Regions from separate parts of the Mus musculus genome. Here region 2 is linked to region 1. A link is a loop called in an ENCODE intact Hi-C map of the cell type or tissue named here. Cell type or tissue: heart. All regions are shown on one strand. Links, peaks and the distances in the headings refer to the core of each region. The heading gives the core; the rest is flanking DNA. Region 1 overlaps Srpk2 (serine/arginine-rich protein specific kinase 2). Region 2 overlaps Srpk2 (serine/arginine-rich protein specific kinase 2).

The links. Hi-C counts contacts between places; a loop is a spot of excess contacts. Peaks named below come from ENCODE experiments on the same cell type or tissue, not always from the same donor. Only the 100,000 strongest peaks of a DNase experiment are listed, where the experiment ranks them.
Region 2: it touches region 1 in a loop (2.1-fold over the local background); 2 of 42 quality-filtered maps call a loop at or near these places.

What each region holds. Positions count from the first base shown.
Region 1 is chr5:23,642,817-23,652,411 of GRCm38, reverse strand. All of the region lies in intron 2 of Srpk2 (serine/arginine-rich protein specific kinase 2), which reads left to right. Among named protein-coding and RNA genes, the nearest start is that of Srpk2, 28 kb to the left of the region's middle. In heart, for the core only: no CTCF peak of the experiment used is centred there; no DNase peak of the experiment used is centred there.
Region 2 is chr5:23,593,793-23,603,387 of GRCm38, reverse strand. The region is part of intron 2 of Srpk2 (serine/arginine-rich protein specific kinase 2); the gene reads left to right. Among named protein-coding and RNA genes, the nearest start is that of Srpk2, 77 kb to the left of the region's middle. In heart, for the core only: no CTCF peak of the experiment used is centred there; a DNase peak (open chromatin) is centred at 4,667; H3K27ac peaks cover 1,423 bases.

The DNA.
Region 1 (9,595 bases), core at 1,822-6,821:
TCTTACAAACTATTGTTTCTTTTCTATACTTCTTTATTGTGTGTGCTCACATGTGAGCATGTGCGGTGTGTTTGTGGAGATCAAGGAGAGACTTGCAGGATTCAGTTCTTTTCTTGAGGATCAAATTCAGATGGTCCGCCTCAGCAGCGAGCATTTTAAGCCGCTAAGTTACTTTGCTAGCCCCTAGCAGGTTTTATAAAATGAGAAACATTAAAGAAATTTTACCGATTAAAATTTTTATATTTTGTTAAATACATTAAAAATTGGTTCATTTCATATTTGTAGCTCACTTTTTAAAAAGTGTTGAATTGGAAAACGTCATGTGTGTGCCCTTGTATATGTGGAAGTGTATAGGTGTGTGGGTGTGAGTGGAAGCTAGTGGTTGTCCCTGACTGATCGCTACTTTACTAATGAAGGCAGGATCTCCAGCTGAACCTGTCTTGCCAGTTTCCATCAGAGATGACTCTGTTTCTGTTACAGATCTGGGATTGCAGAGAGGCCCACATTCTCCTGGCTTCTGTGTGGGCGCTAGGATCTGAGGTCTGGTCCTCATGCTTCCATGGCAAACACCTGGTATACTGAGCCATCTTCCCAGCCCTAAGCCAGTTGAAATTTTGTGTTCTAACAGTGGTTCTCAGCCTTCCTAATGCTGCAACCCTTTAACACAGTTCCTCATGTTGTGGTGACCCCAACCATAAAATTATTTCGTTGCTACTTCATAACTGTAATTTTCTTCCTGTTATTAGTTGTAATGTAAATATCTGCTATTTCTGATTGTCTTAGATGACCTCTGTGAAAGGGTCATTCAACCCGGAAAGGTGCTGCTACTCACAGGCTGAGAACTGCTGTGTCAGAAGCGTTAAGGTGAGGAGAGGTAGTTAGTAAAATAGGATCATCAGCTCCTGTGATTTGCTCCTGTACCTTGTCAGGGATGTATGTGGGTGTTAGTGATTCTGAGTGAGAGAAGAGAGAATGCAGACTGTCTTTTGGGAGCATAGGCAATGCTATTTCTCCTTAAATGCACAGTAAAACTAGCCTCATGACACACCACGGAGGAAGAGAAAGTATAAGCATTTAAACGTATGGGCTGGAGTGCTAAGAGACCACTTGCTTATCTGAAAAAAGGATTAGATACAATTGATAGCATCTTTTAAAACGATTTAGTTTTTATGTATGTGAGTGTTTTGTTCCTACGTATGTAGGTGTACCACACGTGTGCCAGTGAAAGCCAGAAGATGGTGTTAGATATCCTGGAAATTAGAGTTACAGATGGTTGTGGGCCACCATATAGGTGCTAGGAACCAAAACCAGGTCTTCCGCAAGAGTGTTTTCAGCTGCTGGCCAGGTCTCCAGCCCTAAAGCGTCTTACCATTGTTCCCCTTCATACATTACTGGTAGGAGTGGATTTTGAAAATGAAACGAATTAATCATTAATTTGCTTAAGTTTTTAGGAATGTAGAAGGAACACAGAGGAAAGCACATGTGTGTGTAATATAGGTATGTGTGTGTGCCCCTAAATATATAAATATAGCCTCCTCAGTCTGTATAAAAGGCTCTTTTTGGGCAACCCTAGGTAGAAGGATATAGTAATAGTGTGGGACATGGGTTATATACACTTTTCTCCTTTGTAACTCTTTGTGGTTTTTACATTAACACAGCAAGAGGAAGTCTTACAGGATCTTGCAGTTATGAATGTGTTTCCCAGATGTACTGCTGTGCCCTCAGGAACTGAGGGTCCATTGTCTCTCTCGCCTGGGCACTAAGGCTCATCCCTGTAGCCTTGCAGCCTTGGATCCTGTGGCCTCAGCCCTGCTGCCTGCCCCTCTGCCTGCCGTACCCTGCTGCCTGCCCGCCTTTCCCCTTTTCTTTGCCTGGTCCTGCTGGCACCAATCTAATGTCTCTGTGCTTGTACTGACCATAGTGTTTATGACATTGTGTCTGTATGTTTTTCACTTCCATGGGCTGGTGTCCTCAGAGGTACAGCCTGACATGTCTTCATTGTCTCTATGTCTAACAGAGTATGTGGCTCAGGATTGGCATCAATATATTAATTATAGGAACCAAAATATCTGTACTTTTCTAGGGTGCAACCTGGTGGGTGGGAACGAGATCATGCATGTGGGATCTGCTTTAAAGTGGGGAACACTTTATATAAAAATCTTTTTCTTGTAGTCTGAAAACTAATAAGACAGTTGAGACTCCTTGAATCAGCTGTTTCCCTCATCACTAGATCTTAGGTTGATGGCTAGGATCTTACTCTTGTACCAGTGAACTTGATTTTACCCTTCAACCCTGAGACATTTGAGTTTTACTCTTTGACGTAGAGGAACAGTGGCCTTCTGCTTACCAACCAGATCTCCTGAGCTACAAAAAAATATGTTGTATTGGTGTTTTGGAAGATGGTGGGACTTAGATTGTGCGCATATTTCTGCAGTTACAGTTTTCAGTGAGGGCTCTAAAGGATAGGCTCAGAGCATTAAACTTCCACTCACATAAAACTGAAACACAAAGTTCTGAAGAGTTGAATCGCCAGGAACTACAGCAGAGCAGCTCACCCAGGAGCCCTAGTGACACCGGCTTGCATGGAATCAAATCAAACATTTGATCCACTCCCTAGGAAGTGTATTGTTTTGGCACATCTATGCATTTAAAAAATGACTTGATGTAGCTGGGTGTTGGTGGCCCACTTTGGTAATCCCAGTACTTCCTGAGGTATAGGCAGGCAGGTCTCTGTGAGTTTGAGGCCAGCTTGGTGTACAGAGTGAGTTCCAAGACAGTCCAAGCTACACAGAGAAATCCTGTTACAACACCCCCCTCCAAAGAAAAAGACTCGCTATACTTTCCATATTTTAGTGTACGGTCTTTCCCTTCTCTTCAGCAAATGCTTATTGACTTGCCTAAAGCAATCTTCAGCTTCTTTAAGTCAGTGGTTTTCAACCCATGGGTCATGACCCCTTGGGGGGGGGGCTGTCATCAAACAAACCTTTCACAGGGGTTGCATAAGACTTGGAAAACACAGATGTTTACATTATGATTCATAACAGTACATCCATTATGATTCATAGCAGCAAAATTAGTTATTTTTTTAATTAATTAATTTATTTATTATATGTAAGTACACTGTAGCTGTCTTCAGACACTCCAGAAGAGGGCATCAGATTTCATTACGGGTGGTTGTGAGCCACCATGTGGTTGCTGGGATTTGAACTCAGGACCTTTGGAAGAGCAGTCGGTGCTCTTAACCACTGAGCCATTTCACCAGCCCAAAATTACAGTTATAAAATAGAAACAAAAATAATTTTATGGTTGGTGTAGTAGTTTGAATATGCTTGGCATAGGGAGTGGCATTTTTTGGAGGTATGGCCTTGTTGAAGTAGGTGTGGCCTTGTTGGACTAGGTGTATCTGTGGGTGTGGGCTTTAAGATCCTCATCCTAGCTGCCTGGAAGCCAGTCTTCTCCTAGCAGCCTTCAGGTGAAGATGTAGAACTCTCAGCTCCTCCTGTGCCATGCCTGCCTGGATACTGCCATGCTCCTGCCTTGATGATAATGGACTGAACCTCTGAACCTTTAAGCCAGCCCCAATAAAATGTCTTTTATAAGAGTTGCTTTGGACAGGGTGTCTGTCCTTAGCAGTAAGATCCTAATTTAAGACAGTTAGGGGTCAGCTGGGCAGTGATGGCGCACGCCTTTAATCCCAACACTTGGGAGACAGAGGCAGGCGGATTTCTGAGTTCGAGGCCAGCCTGGTCTATAGAGTGAGCTCCAGGACAGCCAAGGCTACACAGAGAAACCCTGTCTCGAACCCCCCCCCCAAAAAAAAGATAGTTGGGGGGTCACCCTAACATAAGGAACTCTATTAAAGGGCTGCAGCATTTGGAAAGTTAAGAACCACTGCTTTAAGGGAAAATGAGGTTTTGTTATTTGTGTCTGAAATGTTAAAAGCTTAAATAAGTTGGGTTCTTTTTGTAAAACTTAAATGTACTTTTTGGCAAGATAGGCTTAGAATTCTCTTTCACGGGTACTGGTTGGCCCTTCTCCCTCAAAGGTGCAAGCTCTGTGTCTGTGGGAAATGGGGCAACACGGAAGGGCCTCAAACAGGACAATAATGGGATCAGTTATTTTCAGAGACTTGGCTCTGCAGGAGTGTGGATCAGGATTAGAACAGTGAGAGACAATGCTGGGTCAGAAACAACAGAGCCTCCCACCGGTATGGATGCACACAGATGAAAATTCTGTTTATTTTCAATAAAAAATTCAAGTCTTTTAGCTATATGGATTGGTTATGAAACTCTCTTAGTAAACTCTATAATACTGGGAATATACTATATAGGTTTTAAAAAAGGAAAAGATAATCTCATGATGCTATACAAAAAGAATCTTTTAGTTGAATATGTAGAAATTTGCATTACCCTTTGGTAGTCCCTCCCCCCACTTGCCTCCCTTGGATTCTCCTGCATTGTCCCAGCCAGTGTTGAACGCCAGGCTTGATGCTGTCCCTTCAGCTCCCCTGACGTCAGGATTATAGGTGTGCTATGCCATGCCTGTTCTCTTAGTTTGTAAGCATTATCTGTATGTGAACATTATTTTGCATATAAAAATGTGTGAATGAAGATGAGGACCTGTAGGTACAGTGAGGAGATGGTGTTTAATGTAGATATGAGGGAGAACATGGTCAGAGGCATCTGGAAGGGTCTGAAGGACTGAACTGGGCCATGAGAGGAGAGACGGGGGTGAGGTGGGGGGAGGCAGACAAAAAAGGAGGGCAAGAGTGGCTTTGTTATCTAGGAATCAGAAGTTGTGGGAAGGCAAGAGAAGCCCTGGGCTGGAGAGGTTTAGTGTGGGGTGGGGTGGGAAGGTCGGGGGAGGATGGTGGGGAGAAGAACAGAGGGAGCACACACGCACGCCAGGGCCTGGAGGCCAGCTGTGGTTGGTATGGACATAGGCACCTCAGCCATTTGTCCTGAGTGACACAGGGCACTCAGTGAGGCAGGGAACATAGGCTTGGGACCAGCTGCTCTTTGTAGAAAGAGTTCCAGCATGCAAGGCAAAAGTAAAAGACACCAGAGCAGAGGTGGGACTCTGCTTTTTTTGTTTTTGTTTTTGTTGTGTTTTGTTTTTTATTTTTTTGAGACAGGGTTTCTCTGTATAGTCCTGGCTGTCCTGGAACTCACTTTGTAGACCAGGCTGGCCTCAAACTCAGAAATCCTCCTGCCTCTGCCTCCTGAGTGCTGGGATTAAAGGTGTGCGCCACCACGCCTGGCTGAGGCGGGACTCTTGACCGAAGGTTTCAGTAGAGGAGAGAGGGAAATGAGGGGTGGAAATGACCAAAATTTATCTTTGGAATTGTCAAGGGATAGTAAAAGACAAAGGACAACAAGAATGTAACAAAAGTCCAAAAGCATGCGCTTACACACTCAGGGAATGTGAGCCTCTGAGGGTGTGGGGGAGCAGGAGAAACGCCCAACTAGTCCCCCAGGTGATTTGCTGGGGATGACTTCATTTCAGCATTGCTTTCTTTCTTTCTTTTTTTTTCCAAAGATTTATTTATTATAAATACACTGTAGCTGTCTTCAGACTCACCAGAAGAGAGCATCAGATCTCATTATGGATAGTTGTGAGCCACCATGTGATTGCTGGGATTTGAACTCAGGACCTCTGGAAGAGCAGTCAGTGCTCTTAACCGCTGAGCCATCTCTCCAGCTCTCAACATTGCTTTCTAAAATTTGCCTTGAATTTGCTTTCCTTAAATATAGTACAATGGACTATTTTGAACTCTAAGCGAGAGAAGAAGCCAACAGCGGGTTTTCAGACATAGTTGGTGAGGAGCTACAGTGGCAGCGGTAACACTGTTAGCTGACACTTCGCCCTTGACTTTCCCTAGTGCTTTGCAGAGCACTTCTTCATACATTGCCTTGGCTGCTGTTACCATGGTGTCTGGAGGTAGTTAAAAGTACTGGGTACTTAAATGATACTTTATTTTTGTAGACAGTAGATGTATATGTAGAATCTAGGATTAGGTGTAGTGCATAATTTGAATTTTACAGGCTGCTATTGAGTACAGTCTACCAGAGCCCTCAATTCCATTCATCATGGTATGGGCCACTTCTATGATATTATGAGAACATACAATTTACGCTTATAAAAGGCATGCTTATAATGAGCTTCAGTAAATTCAAAAAAGTAGAGAAAAGATACAATCTCCTAACATGTGCAGTTGCTTTGAGCATCAATTCATCCAGAGTCTTTTTAGAGTATGTCTACTGACTGGTAGGTTTAAGACCTCAGTAAGGCACTGTTACTGAGCATTATAGGGAGAACAACATATTTGGCACTTTTTCCTCGAGGCGTCTTTTTCTGTTTACAGAACAATAACTTAAGCCAAGCCTGGAAAGTGCAGATGAGAGTCAAAAGCATCTGTCATGTGCACTGACAGACGTACTCCTGAATTAGTTAGGAGGATTCAGTGTAGTAAGTCTGTCTTACCCATCAGCCTTTGCTGTTCATTTGTAGTCCTGGGCCTCTGGCTTACCAGAGGCAGGGTGGGTGGGGCTACCCTTGCTCTATACAGGAAGCTGCTTGCTCCTATGCACCCATGTAACTCTTAAAACCATAGAGCCTGTTCTTTGTCTTTTCCTTTTGTTGAAACATCCTAAAATGTAAGGATGGTTTTGGAATAAATTTCTTGTTTTCTTACCTCCCAAGTGTTTCCTTTACAGTAAGACTTCCGTTTTCTTTTTAAATCTATATATCGTTGTTGTTGTGTGTGTTTATGTGTGTATGCTCCTGTGTGTAGGGATGTGTCATGGTGCTTGTGTAGAAGTCAGAGGATAACTTTAAGGAGTCAATTTCTTTTCTTTTACCTTGGGTCCCAGAAGTTTGAACTCTTACAGGTTTTGGTGACCTGGTAATAAAATTTTCTTGTTTTAGGAAAAGCTTCAACATGTTCACCGTAGCAGGTGGAATGATATTTGTACTTATAAAATTTTCAGTAGTAAGATTGCAGTAAAATTTAATTTTAGTAAGTAGGTCCTCATGGCTCCCACCTGCAGTTTCAATACTAGGGATGCTTGCTGGGAAGTGGAGGCCAACTGACGGTATATCATGAGATACTTCTCATGCCTACTGATAATGCTGCCTTCATCTGTTAGTTATATTTTCTTCATCTTGGAAAAGACATAGGCAAGCCTACTTCTTCTTCTTTTTCTTTTCTTTCCTTTTCTTTTCTTTTCTTTTCTTTTCCTTTCTTTTTTTTTTTTTTTTTTTTTTTTTTCGTTTTCCAAGACAGGGTTTCTCTGTATTAGCCCTTGCTGTCCTGGAACTCACTCTGTAGACCAGGCTGGCCTCGAACTTAAAAATCCGCCTGCCTCTGTCTCCCGAGTGCTGGGATTAAAGGCATGTGCCACCACTGCCCAGTGCAAGCCTACTTCTGTTATCTCTTTTACATTAAAAGATATCCCATGGCCACATGTGTGGTGGCCCACACATTTGAACCCAGCACCAGGAAGGCAGAAGTAGGCAGAGCTCTGTTCAAGGCCAGCTTGGGCTACACAGTGAGTTTTGCAGGATAGCCAGAGCTACAGAGTGAGAGCCCTGTCTTGAAAATACAAAATACAAAAAACAAAACCAAAGAAACAAGTACCACCTGTAAGATCTTACAGCAGAATGACCCCAGCATTAAAGGAACTTGTCATCAAGTAGAAGATCTGAGATAAGCCCCAGAGCCCCCGTGGTGGAGGGGAAAATTGAGGTCTGCAGTGGCCTCTGACCTCTATAGGTCTGTCCTGCCATCTTCCTTGTAAGTAAACAGATAGAAAAAAGTGCAGGTAAAAATATGTGACCTCTAAAACCCCAAATCCTCCTTTTGAATTCCCTTGTGCCTAGGGTGAGTTTGGCAGATAGTCTGTTCCTTGCGAAGCATTGTAAGTAAGAGGATGATGTCCCCCTTTCAGAGTTAGGACTATAGGGGCCACATTTGCTTCCATGTGCAGGGCTTCTCTGTGCCTTTCCCGCTTTGTTCTCAGACTTCAAAAGAATGCCAAATGCCTGGTTTATTTGTTTCTGCTGTTGAGCAGATGATGATGGGTTTTGGCTTACAGGTTTGAAAATCTCTACCTTTGGCCTGGGGAGCTGGCTCAGTGGTTAAGAGCATTGGCTGCTCTTGATTCCCTCCGTCTGTACTTGGTGGCTTATGATCACATATAACTCCAGTTCTAGGGGACCAGCTGCCTTCTTCTGTCTTCCATGGAGAATTATATACACGTGGTATTTATAAACTCATGCAGACACACATACATACAAGTAAAATAAATAAATCTTTGGACATTTCTACCTAAATAGGTTGTTTCTAGGGAAATGTCATTTGTAGCAATAATTTATAGTTTCTATGGCTTTTATATATGCTGTGAAACCACTTTTGAGGGAGCTCAAGTAAATGTATTTAAGGCAAATGTATAGAGACAGACGGCCCTCCAGGGTCTGATTAAATCCATTGGAATTGTAAGACCTAATGACAGAGTGGCAGTGTTTGCTTTTCTTTCCCTGAAAAGTGAGAAAAGTCAGGAAGATAGAGTTGTCATGATTCTGATAGGTTCAGAAATGTCAGATATCAGTATCTTTAAAAGAAGTATCTGCCCCCTAGTCCCACCCCTAGATGCTGTGGACTGAACCCAGGCCTTATATGTGCCCGGTGAGCAGTCCTCTCCCTCTGAGCCACGTCCTCAGCCTGTGCTGTTTTGTATCCCTTTTTAAAACTTTTATTGCCAAAATGTTGAAGGTGTTCAAAGTGTGGTCCCTGTGCATTTTGGTACAGGAACTTGGTTTTGAGCAGGTGAGCTCTCTGTACTTTCTGTTTTAAAAGCAAGGTGTACATTTTCCACATGTAATATGTTTCTTATCAAGCTACCTTTCTTTGTCAAGTGCCGAGTGTTCCCACACAATTTGCTTCCTCAAGCTTCCTTGGTTAGCATTTTCTCCACACGTTTACTTCCTGTGACTTAAGGACTTCCCACCCTACAGAGAGCTGCCTCTTCCTATAGGAAATTCAGCCCTGACTCTTCTTACCCAAATCCCACAAAATAGTAACACAGGACTGAAGATCATAGTTTTGTCTGCAGATATTTCTAAGAAAACTTGTTTCTCTGAGCTGAGAGCGGCACTCAGGCATTGAGATGGCTGAGGCTTCAGGATTGCTTCAAGTTTGAGGCTAACCCACGCAGTGAGAACCCTGCTTAAAAACAAAACCAGCCAACTGACTGAAAAAGATGAAGACCATGCAAGGATGTAGCCACTGCTGAAGCTGGGAGAAGATGTTTTCTGTAGACACAAGGGAGAAGCAGGCAGAAAAAGGAGTCCAGGCTGAACATGGCTGGCAGACTTAGCAGGACCATGAGAGGACTGAGTAGGAGGGAGAGGGAGAGGGAGAGGGAGAGGGAGTGGAACAGGCAGCCTGGGGTAGGGGTGTTGTTGGGGACTGGACATAACAAGAGACCTGCAGAACCCAAATGGCCTAGTTATATAGCAATTGAAATGAATCAGAAGCCCAGACCCTGGGAGGGAGAGGTTTAGAGTGGGGTGGGGTAAAAGAGGTCTGGGAAGA
Region 2 (9,595 bases), core at 2,491-7,490, 50 kb after region 1:
AGGCTTGACCAGTCAGTCACTGTTTAAAGGCCACCGCCCACCCCTGCCCCCAACACCTTCGCTCTTGAGTTCTGGGCTTCCAGCTGTGCTTCTCCAACCCTGTTTTGCCTGATTCTGGTAACCCACTCCCCCCGCCCACACACACATCTCTTCTTCTTTATTTCTAATCATGTATGATATGTCAGAACGTGATACATGCTGAGCAGTGTTGTGTGCATACAAATTGATGCTTTGGACCTCTTCAAGGGCCTTAAGCATTAAAATTGTCTGTCACCAACATATTTTCCAACCTGTATACTTTAAAACCAGTGGCAGTTTTTGTATAGCTAGTCTTTGACGATGTCAGAGTGGGATGTTGCCCAGAGGATCTCTGCTCCCATCCCCCTGTCCACTGGTAGTGTCAGCTCTTACAGAGTGTGTATATAGCCCATAGCATAAATGCAATCTGAGTGTGATGGCACACACATTACTTTTTAAAAAATTTTTAATTCTTGGAATTAAAATTACATCATTTCCCTCCTCCTGCCCTCTCTCCATCCCCTCACACACAGTCTCCTTTGTTCTCTTTACATTCATGGCTGCTGTTTCTTTAATTGTCGACACACACACACATACATACAACTCCTAAATATGTAATATAACCTGCTCAGTCTAAAATGGCGTGCAGGCTTTTAATCCCAGCACTCGGCAGGGGGAAGCAAAGTGAATCTCAGCCTGGCCTTCATAGTTTTCCAGGGCAGCCAGGGTTACGCAGTAAGACAGTATTAAATACCTGGAATCAATTTAAGAAATACTTTTTATTATTTTACTTTACATGCATGAAAGTTTCATTTACATGTATGTTTGTATGCCATTTGTATGCCTGGTAACTGTGGGGTCCAGAAGAGGGCATTAGATGATACAGAACTGGAGTTAGAGACAGTTGTGAGTGGTTGCCTGGTGCTGGCAGTCAGTCAGTCCCAGGTCCTCTGAAGAGCAGCAAGTGCTCTTAACCACTGAGCCATCTCTTCAACTCCAAATTCAGGTTTTTAAAAGATTTCTGTTGCACTTGTGTGGGTGATTGCCAGCATACGGAGGGAGGCATCTGGGTGGCAGTGCTGCCCGTCTGTAACCCGCAGCCGCACAAGCTGACTGCAGCTGCTCCTCCCCTTTCCCTCTGCCCCTTACCCTCTCTGACTCCCTCACTTCCTGACTCCCGCTCTCCCTCTTTCCCTCTCATACCCCTGTCCCTCATCTTCTCTTGGGGTCTTTTCTCCATGTACAAGTTTCCCCTTCCCAGTTCTGAGAAATCAGTTTCCAACTACCCCCCCCCCCCCCACTCTGAAAACTTAAGGGTCAACTTTAACTATTGTGACAATTAAATCCCAAGGGTCCTAACAATGGAGTAATTAATTTTTTTTTCTTGGTCTTTCTTTTTGCCCTCTTGTTAAAGTCAAAATAAGCCTTTTCATGATGCTCTTAGTCTTCAGGTTGTTACCGTGCTCGTCTTCCAGAGAAGTGATGAGGCATGCAAGTCCTTCCTCACCAGCGGGTCACAAGCTGAGCAGTGTAGCACATGGGCCACGAGGGAGCTCAGTGGGTAAAGGCCTTGCCATGCAGATGTTTGAACGCCCAGTGTGTACACCTACATCTGCGTGGAGATGTAAGAGACAGGACAACCCTTGACTCAGAGGTCAGCTAGCCTGCCCTGCGTAGTAGTGACAGAAAGAGAGACTGCTTTGAACAGAGTGGGAGGCAGCGCCTGACACCCAGAGTTGGACTTGGGCTTCCATGTACACCTTGGGATGTGCCCATGCCTGCTCACTTGCTCTCACATTACAGATGTATACATTCACATACATGTAAATCACACACAAATAATAAAAACCCCACCGATAGTTTACAACATAGAATTCCTTACCATTTTGTCTGTAAAGAAACTATTTGTCTATAGAAAAAAACTGGATCACAGAAGAAACGACCTTGGAAATGTTATCTTCAATTTGAGTATCGGTTCTCTGCAGTCTTACAACCAGATATTTTGGGGTTTGGAATATTTGCATATACACAGAAATTTTTGGCATATGACCCAAATATGAAGTACATTTTATTTCATGTAGACTTTATACAACCTGTTAAAAGTAATTAATATGTTATAATGTCCTACATGAGACAGTTTCACAGTGTAAGATTTTCTACTTGTCAGCCCGTAAAACATTTCCGATCTTTGGATGTTTTGGGTGTGGGGTTTCGTATTAATGGATGTTCATTTCCTATGTGAGAACTGTGTTCAGGAGCTAGCCAACCTAGGGTGTGGTCTCCACTTCTCTATGCAGTACTGAGCTTGAATGTCCTGAGAGGCATCAGAACATACCAAGAGAGCATAGCCCACGTTTCTTCTGTCTCACCCACTTGACCCCTGAAGGTGCCTGAACTTAAATCTCCCATAGAAAAGGCCTTGTTTCCTTTATCCAGAAATGTCTCATAAATGAAATCCTGCTTTTCTTGAAAGAATGGACAAATGAAAAATTATTGCCACTAATTGGAAATATATATTGAGATTGCTAAACTGTATAGTTGATTGTCTTCAGTATTCAGAATACCTGGCACTGATAAAGGATATATATATATATATATATATATATATAATCCTTTAATAACCTAGGTTTCTGCCTCTGGTTAGTGAAGAATTTGGGAGAAAAGGTGAAGAACTCCAAGCAGGCACTTAGCACACAACCTGGCAGTTGGAGTGTAATCCTTGCAGTCTACTCAATAGCAGAATGAGAGGACCACAGAGTTATCCTCTGACCTTCACATGCTACGGTGCACACATGCTCTCTCTCTCTCTCACACACACACACACACGTCTTCCCTCAATCAAAAATAAATTAAAAACTGAAGCAGGATGTGGTGGTTTGATGAGAATACCTCCTCCTGCCCCCTAAAGGCTCATGAATTTGAGTAATTGGTTCCCAGTATGGGAAGGATGAGGAGGTGTGGCCTTGTCAGAGGAGGTGTGTCACTGGGAGTGGGCTTCTGAGGTTTCTAGAACCCATGCCATTTCCAGTTATCTCTTGTCTGCCTTCTGTTCATGGATCAGCTGTGTGGTCGGCTGTTGCTTCAGCATCACGCCAAGCCTGCTGTCATGCTCCTTGTCATGAAAACTAAAGACTCTAACCTTCTGCAACTGTGAACCCCCAAATTAAGTGTTTTCTTTTTATTTTATTTATTTATTTAGTGCTTTCTTTTATAAGTTCCCTTGGTCATAGTGTCTTTTCTCAGCAATAGAAAAGTAAGACACAGTACCTCTCAGTTTGCATGTTACACTAGCATTTCCTAAATGTTGGTCCTTCGTTGGGGCTTGTTGCTCTCCTTGTCTGCACTCTCCCGTCCTGACCTCATCTGTTTAGTGCTATTAAACACCATCTGCGCACTGGCTGCTGTCACACTCCTATCTGCTGATCTCCATCTGAGCCCTGGTTCTGTTCAGCCCCCCCCCCCCCATGCTGCTCTCAGACTCAGGCTGCTCCCTAACCTGCTGGTGTCTTGTGCTGCTGTCTGCTTTCCCTTCAGGCTTTACTCCTGAGGAGACTCATGTGGGCACCTTGATGTCTTCCATAGTCTGTGGCTTCTCATCTGAATTCCTTACATACTCTGCCTACCCCTTCCGGGTAGCACACCTGCCCTGATCTGCCTGTGGTGATGAGCAGAGCGCCCTCCCATTGCAGAGGCTTCTTCTCTGTCAGGATACTCTTGAGAAGCATTGCCTGCTACCCACCAGTCAGTGAGAGGTTGTCTTACCTTTGTTCCTTGGTACCCAGCATATCTCCGACCAGTTTATTTGAATAAAGATTTTTTAATTTCTCTGATAAATTTGTCTAATTCATAAGAAAGTATTCACAAAGAAAACAGTGTTAATACTTTATTCTTTATTCAGAAGTATTGGTTAATATTTTACTGTTTTCTGAATTACTTTATGAATTGTTTCTTTCCCTTGTTTCTCGGCCTCCCAGTGCTTGGCATTTTGCCTGGGTAGGAAAGGGTGCTCGGGAAATTTTCCTGGCTAGTTGTTGGATGTGCAAGTGACCCTGCCAGAACTTTTGTTCTAGTGTCTTCCTTCTGATTTTTCCCATTTTAGATCTGCTTAATATTGAGTTGCCTGTGATCCCAAAGTGAGCCAGGCATGGTGAACTTGGTTGCTGGTCTGCATGGTGGTCTTTCCTTTTCATGTATAAACGTGTCAGTAGCTAGGACACTGGACTGGGCTCTCTGCATCATCTGGTAACAGTCTGTTTATACCAGTTCATTCACTGAATCACAGATTTTTGCTAATTTAGAGATAAAAGAGCCTTTATAGCTGGTTTAAACTTTTTATTTTTTCAAATGTATTTTATCAGTCTTGTTCATAGCTTCATTATTTAAAGCTCTTGGTACGTTACTTTAGGGTTTAGAGTGGGCACATTTGAGCCTCTCTCTGTCTTTTCAGTTGTAAATGCCATTAGGTAGACTTAGGAACTAAAGATTGGACTATAAAGATTCTCATGTTTTTGAGTCATACCTACGTTCCACCAGAGTAAGTATTGTGAAGTAGGCTTCGGTTTGGAATGCTGCTTCCTTGGCCAGCTTCGTTAGCGTTCCTGGCTTCCTGCTTTCCCATTCAGCTGTGGCTTTAGCCAAGCCGGAGGTCACGTTTGAAGGCTGGAGCCTGACTTGCTTCAGAAGCCCTTGGAGCTCCGACAGCGGCTGCTGTGGGTCAGCGCAGGCTTTTCTTGCGTGGGCGAGAGCTAAAAATGGATGGTTCGTTTTAGGTTGTCAAAGCACAAACTGTATGTAGGTTTTTTCCTTTCAGATTGAACTTTGTGTATGTTGGCATGTGTTCCAGCACATGGGTCTTTGTATGAGCAGTAGAATCCAGCAGCTATTTGCTTTACTTACTGTGGGGTTGGTTTATCTTACCATTAACACTGGCTGCTTCTTCATAAAGAACCAGAGACAGAAAGAGGGTATGCCTATGCAGATATTATTTGAGATGTGTCATTTTGTGGGTGGGTGAGGTAGAACTGGTCTGTAAATGCTCTCAGCAGATAGGAACACAAACAGCACAGTGGATGTTTAAGGTGTGTGTGCACAGAGCTTGACCTCCCTGGCTTATGTTATAGGCAGATCATGGCAGGATGTAATACTGGACTCTGTGACCTTGACAAGGCAGGTTTACTCTCCTTCCCTAAATGCTTGAGAGCAGCGGTAAGTGGTCTTGTTTGCTTCTCTGTTGCTGTGACAAAGCAATGTGACCACAAAGTGACTTGGGGGAGGAAGGTATCTGCTTGTAGGTCACAGCCCATGATTTAGGGAAGTCAGGGGAGGACCTCAGGGCAGAAACTCCAAAGGATGCCTCTTTGCTCACCCAGCCTGTGTAGAACTAGTTTTAACAAAACAATTTTTATCTTTTTTTATATTTTTAAATTTAATTTTATTTTAAATTTATTTTTTACACTCTATATTCCGTTCCCTGCCCCCCCTCCATCCACCCATCTGCTTCACATCCCACACCTCCTCCCCACTCCACCCCGTGTCCTTGTCAATCCCCCCACTCCCTACCCCACCTGACCTCTAAACTCCCTGGGGCCTCCAGTCTCTTGAGGGTTAGGTGCATCATCTCTGAATGAACACAGACATGGAAGTCCTCTACTGTGTGTGTGTTGGAGGGCCTCATATCAGCTGGTGTGTGCTGTCTGTTTTAAAAGGCCGTCGTGCTCTGTTTCCCTTCCGGGCCTCTAACTTACAGAGACCCACTTGTCTTTTCCTCTTTTGTGCTGGGATTAAAGGCATACACTACCATGTGTGACTTTTAACGTGTTTTTAATAAAAGTCCAGGACCACCTCTGCCTGAGGAATTGTATCACCTTTAGTGGGTTGGGCCTTATCAATTATTAAGATAAACCCTCACAGGCATGGCCACAAACTGATCTGATCTAGCTGAGTTCTCAGTCTTCTCCTCTCAGATGACTGCAGGCCGTGCCAAGTTGGCAGTTAAGACTAACCAGAACTTAAAGCAAAACCTCGAGGAAGGGAAAATTTAATTATAGCTACTCTTTTTTTTTGTTTGTTTGTTTGTTTTGTTTTTGTTTTTTTTGTTTTTGTTTTCGAGACAGGGTTTCTCTATATAGCCCTGGCTGTCCTGGCACTCACTTTGTAGACCAGGCTGGCCTCGAACTCAGAAATCCACCTGCTTCTGTCTTGCCAGTGCTGGGATTAAAGGCGTGCGCCACCACGCCCGGCTTACTATTTTTTTAAAAATTAGATTCATTAATTTCATTTTGTTAGTGTTTTGTATGTTCACCACAGTTCTGCTTGATGCCCATGAAGGTCAGAAGAGGGCACTGGGCCCCTGGAACTGGAGTTACAGAGGGTTATGAACCACACTGATTGCTGGGAATCGAACCGGGATCCTTTGCAGAACTAGCAAGTGCTCTCTGTGTGATCTCCAGCTCCAAGTTTTTATCCCAATAAAAAATCAGGTTTGATCTGGTCTTCCTGTACACACAGAATCTTTTTTTTTTGTTTGTTTGTTTTGAAAAGGTAACCATTAGCACTGAAAAGAGTATGATAAATTGTGGAGACCAAATGGGCTTTGAGTCATGACCTTCAGAGGCCACTCCTGCAAGTTCCATGACCTCTACAAGTCTTAGTCTCTTCATATGAAAATAGAGATGCTGACGTCTGTCTCCCTTAGGAGTAGGTACATCTAAGGAGATGATGCGTATAAAGTGGGTGCTGAAGACAGTGGTGGGTGGTACAGGCAACTAATCGTGGTCATTATCAGATGTTGTGGAGCCAAACCACATTTCAGCCGAGCTTGGCTACTGTATTGCATCGTTTACCTTGGGCAATTAGGTAACCACTGAGTTGGAGTTTAGCAGATGAGTTAATGCACAGTAGCTGAGTCACTGTGGTACTTAAGTAAAATGGTGTATATACAGTATCTAGGGTAAGAAGCTATTGAATAAGTAGACTGGGAGCTGGTGAAGACTTCAGAGAGGAACATCTTAAATTTAGCTCAGTCTTGTTATATATCTCAATATGTCACTGGCTAATTTTGGTATCAGCATTAGAATTCTTTAGAAGTAAAAGTTAAAAAAAAGTTTACATCTCTTATTTTTTTTTTTTTTTACTGTGCAATCCTTTTGTAAAAAGTTAACTCACTTTTGATTCTAGTACCATTTCTGTTCTCTAACTTAACATTTGTTTGTTTTATCTACTTATTTTGTTTTTTGCCTTTATGTCTTTTTTCCTGATTTGGCACAAATTAGTTTTGAACACGATCAGCAAGCAAACAAAACAGATGAGGACAGTATACTTATATCACACCTGAAGTGGCAGCTTAAGCTCAGTAGATAGTTGGTAAATGATTGCTTTTTAAAATAGTGGGTGTAAGTCAATATCTTTGTGTATGTATGAAAGTTAAAGGGCCGCAAGAATTGAAGTTTATTTAAAATGCAACACATGGAAGCTGAGGAGGAAAGAGACAATATGTAGTCCTGGCTAGCTTGACAATCACTATGTAGACTAAGTTGGCCTTGAACTTGCAGAGATCTACCTGCTTCTGTCTCTCATGTACCCAGGTGAGCTGTATCTGGCTGGCTGGAGAGAAGTTTATTTTACTTTTCACCTTATTTGTATTTTGTGTAAATGGATTTTTTGCCTCTATTTATGTGTGTTCCATATGCATGTAGTGCCTATGCATGTAGTGCCCACAGAGGCCAGAAGAGAGCGAGCATCGGGGACTAGAGTTAATATTGACTGAATGTTTGTGATCCTCAAAAATTCACGTTGTAATCTGATCCCTGAATGTGTGTATCGGTCACAGCAAAAACTCTATGACCTTCTTTAAGTCCCCCTATCCCCAGCCAGGAGTTGAAGTGAGATTTAAGATGTAGCATTTCTTTCAGATACAAAAATCAGGCCTCAGGAGAATGATCAGCTTAGGTTGTTATGCCTGAGCGTTTTAGTGAGTACGGTTTGATGAACAAGAATATTTGCACATTCTCCTCCCAGGAGGTAGAGAGTTTAGTTGAGCCAAGGAAGATGCAAGTGTGCTTTTCTGACTGTGCTGAGTAGAGCGCCTATTTTAATGCATCTTTTATTAGCAGACTTTGCAGTTCAGAGTGGGAGCATGCAGGGTGTTATGACAAATAATATATATTAGACTTTTAATTTTACTTTTTAAAACTAAAGAAATCGTTTGGCAACATAAAGAATTCCATTTCAGAAGTTACAGCTTTCCAAGTCGTATTGGATCAGAAGTGCTGCTGCTGCAGTCCTGATGCCAACAGTGCTTCAGAGACACTTAGCCTTCTGATTGTCTCTGGGGGAGCTGAGCATACCTGCTGTCTGACCACTCTCCAGGTCCCGTGTCCGTGCTGCTACAAACCTCATTTCATGCTATCACCTCCTATAGTTGCAAAGTACTCATCCACCCAGTGTCTCTCTTTGAAGACAGTATGTCATATTCTGAGTCTTGAGGTACCAAAATGCAACAGTGTTCATAAACTACTACCCTGATTGTATATGGATGTTGTAGGGATGGGATTAAAGGCATGATTTCTTAATTAAGTCTTGCTTAATCTTACTTCTTAAATTTGATATATCATATTCAGTGTCTGTAAATATCTATATCTTTAGTTATTTATCTTCTGTTGATATGCATTGGCTTCTTTTTTTTTTTTTTTGGTTTTTCGAGACAGGGTTTCTCTGGCTGTCCTGGAACTCACTTTGTAGACCAGGCTGGCCTCGAACTCAGAAATCCGCCTGCCTCTGCCTCCCGAGTGCTGGGATTAAAGGCGTGCGCCACCACGCCCAGCATGCATTGGCTTCTTTTTCCTTTCATTACTTCTGTCATTTACCCCGTGTGATTGCCCTGTGATCCATTCCCACGTTCGGAAATGCTTTGTCCTCTCATAGCGCCTTTGCCCTGGAAGGAGTAATGGCGGATTTCACTGATCAGCAGTATGTAAATTATGGTTCACACCATTGTCTCTATCGCAGAAAGTAAGTCATTATCAGTTTAGCTATGTGTGATACAGCACAGATTAGAAGATGCACCCTTACCAAAGCTATATATAAAAAGTACATGTGAATACTTGAAATGTGTGCATATTGGTTTTGTTTGTGGTGCTCTAAAACCGTCTCAACCATGTTGGTTTTAGAGTAGTATTTAAAAACCTTTACTTTTGTGATGTATTTTTCCTGCCTAAAATTTCTCAGTAATAAAATCTAATCCTCAAGAAGGACTGATAAAACCCAGCCCGGCCTTTGTGGCAGTGCTTGAGCAATTGACATAAATTTCCCATCTCCAGCCTGAGGGTCTGCCCAGCTCCTGTGGAGCCTGAGATGCCAGGGCAAACTTCTAAGTGCATCTTCCAGCCCTGGAAGAGAGACTGCTAAGCAGACACCGAGGTTGAGGCTGGTTGTTAGATGAACTGTGTTTCCTGATTACCTCTTCCCGCCAATGCCTGTGTAGATGTTAATACTGTCAATGCTACACTGTAACAGAAAGCTCTCGATCTCTCATCTTAGGGGGCACTGTATCAATGATACAATAATCGGTGTTCAGTTA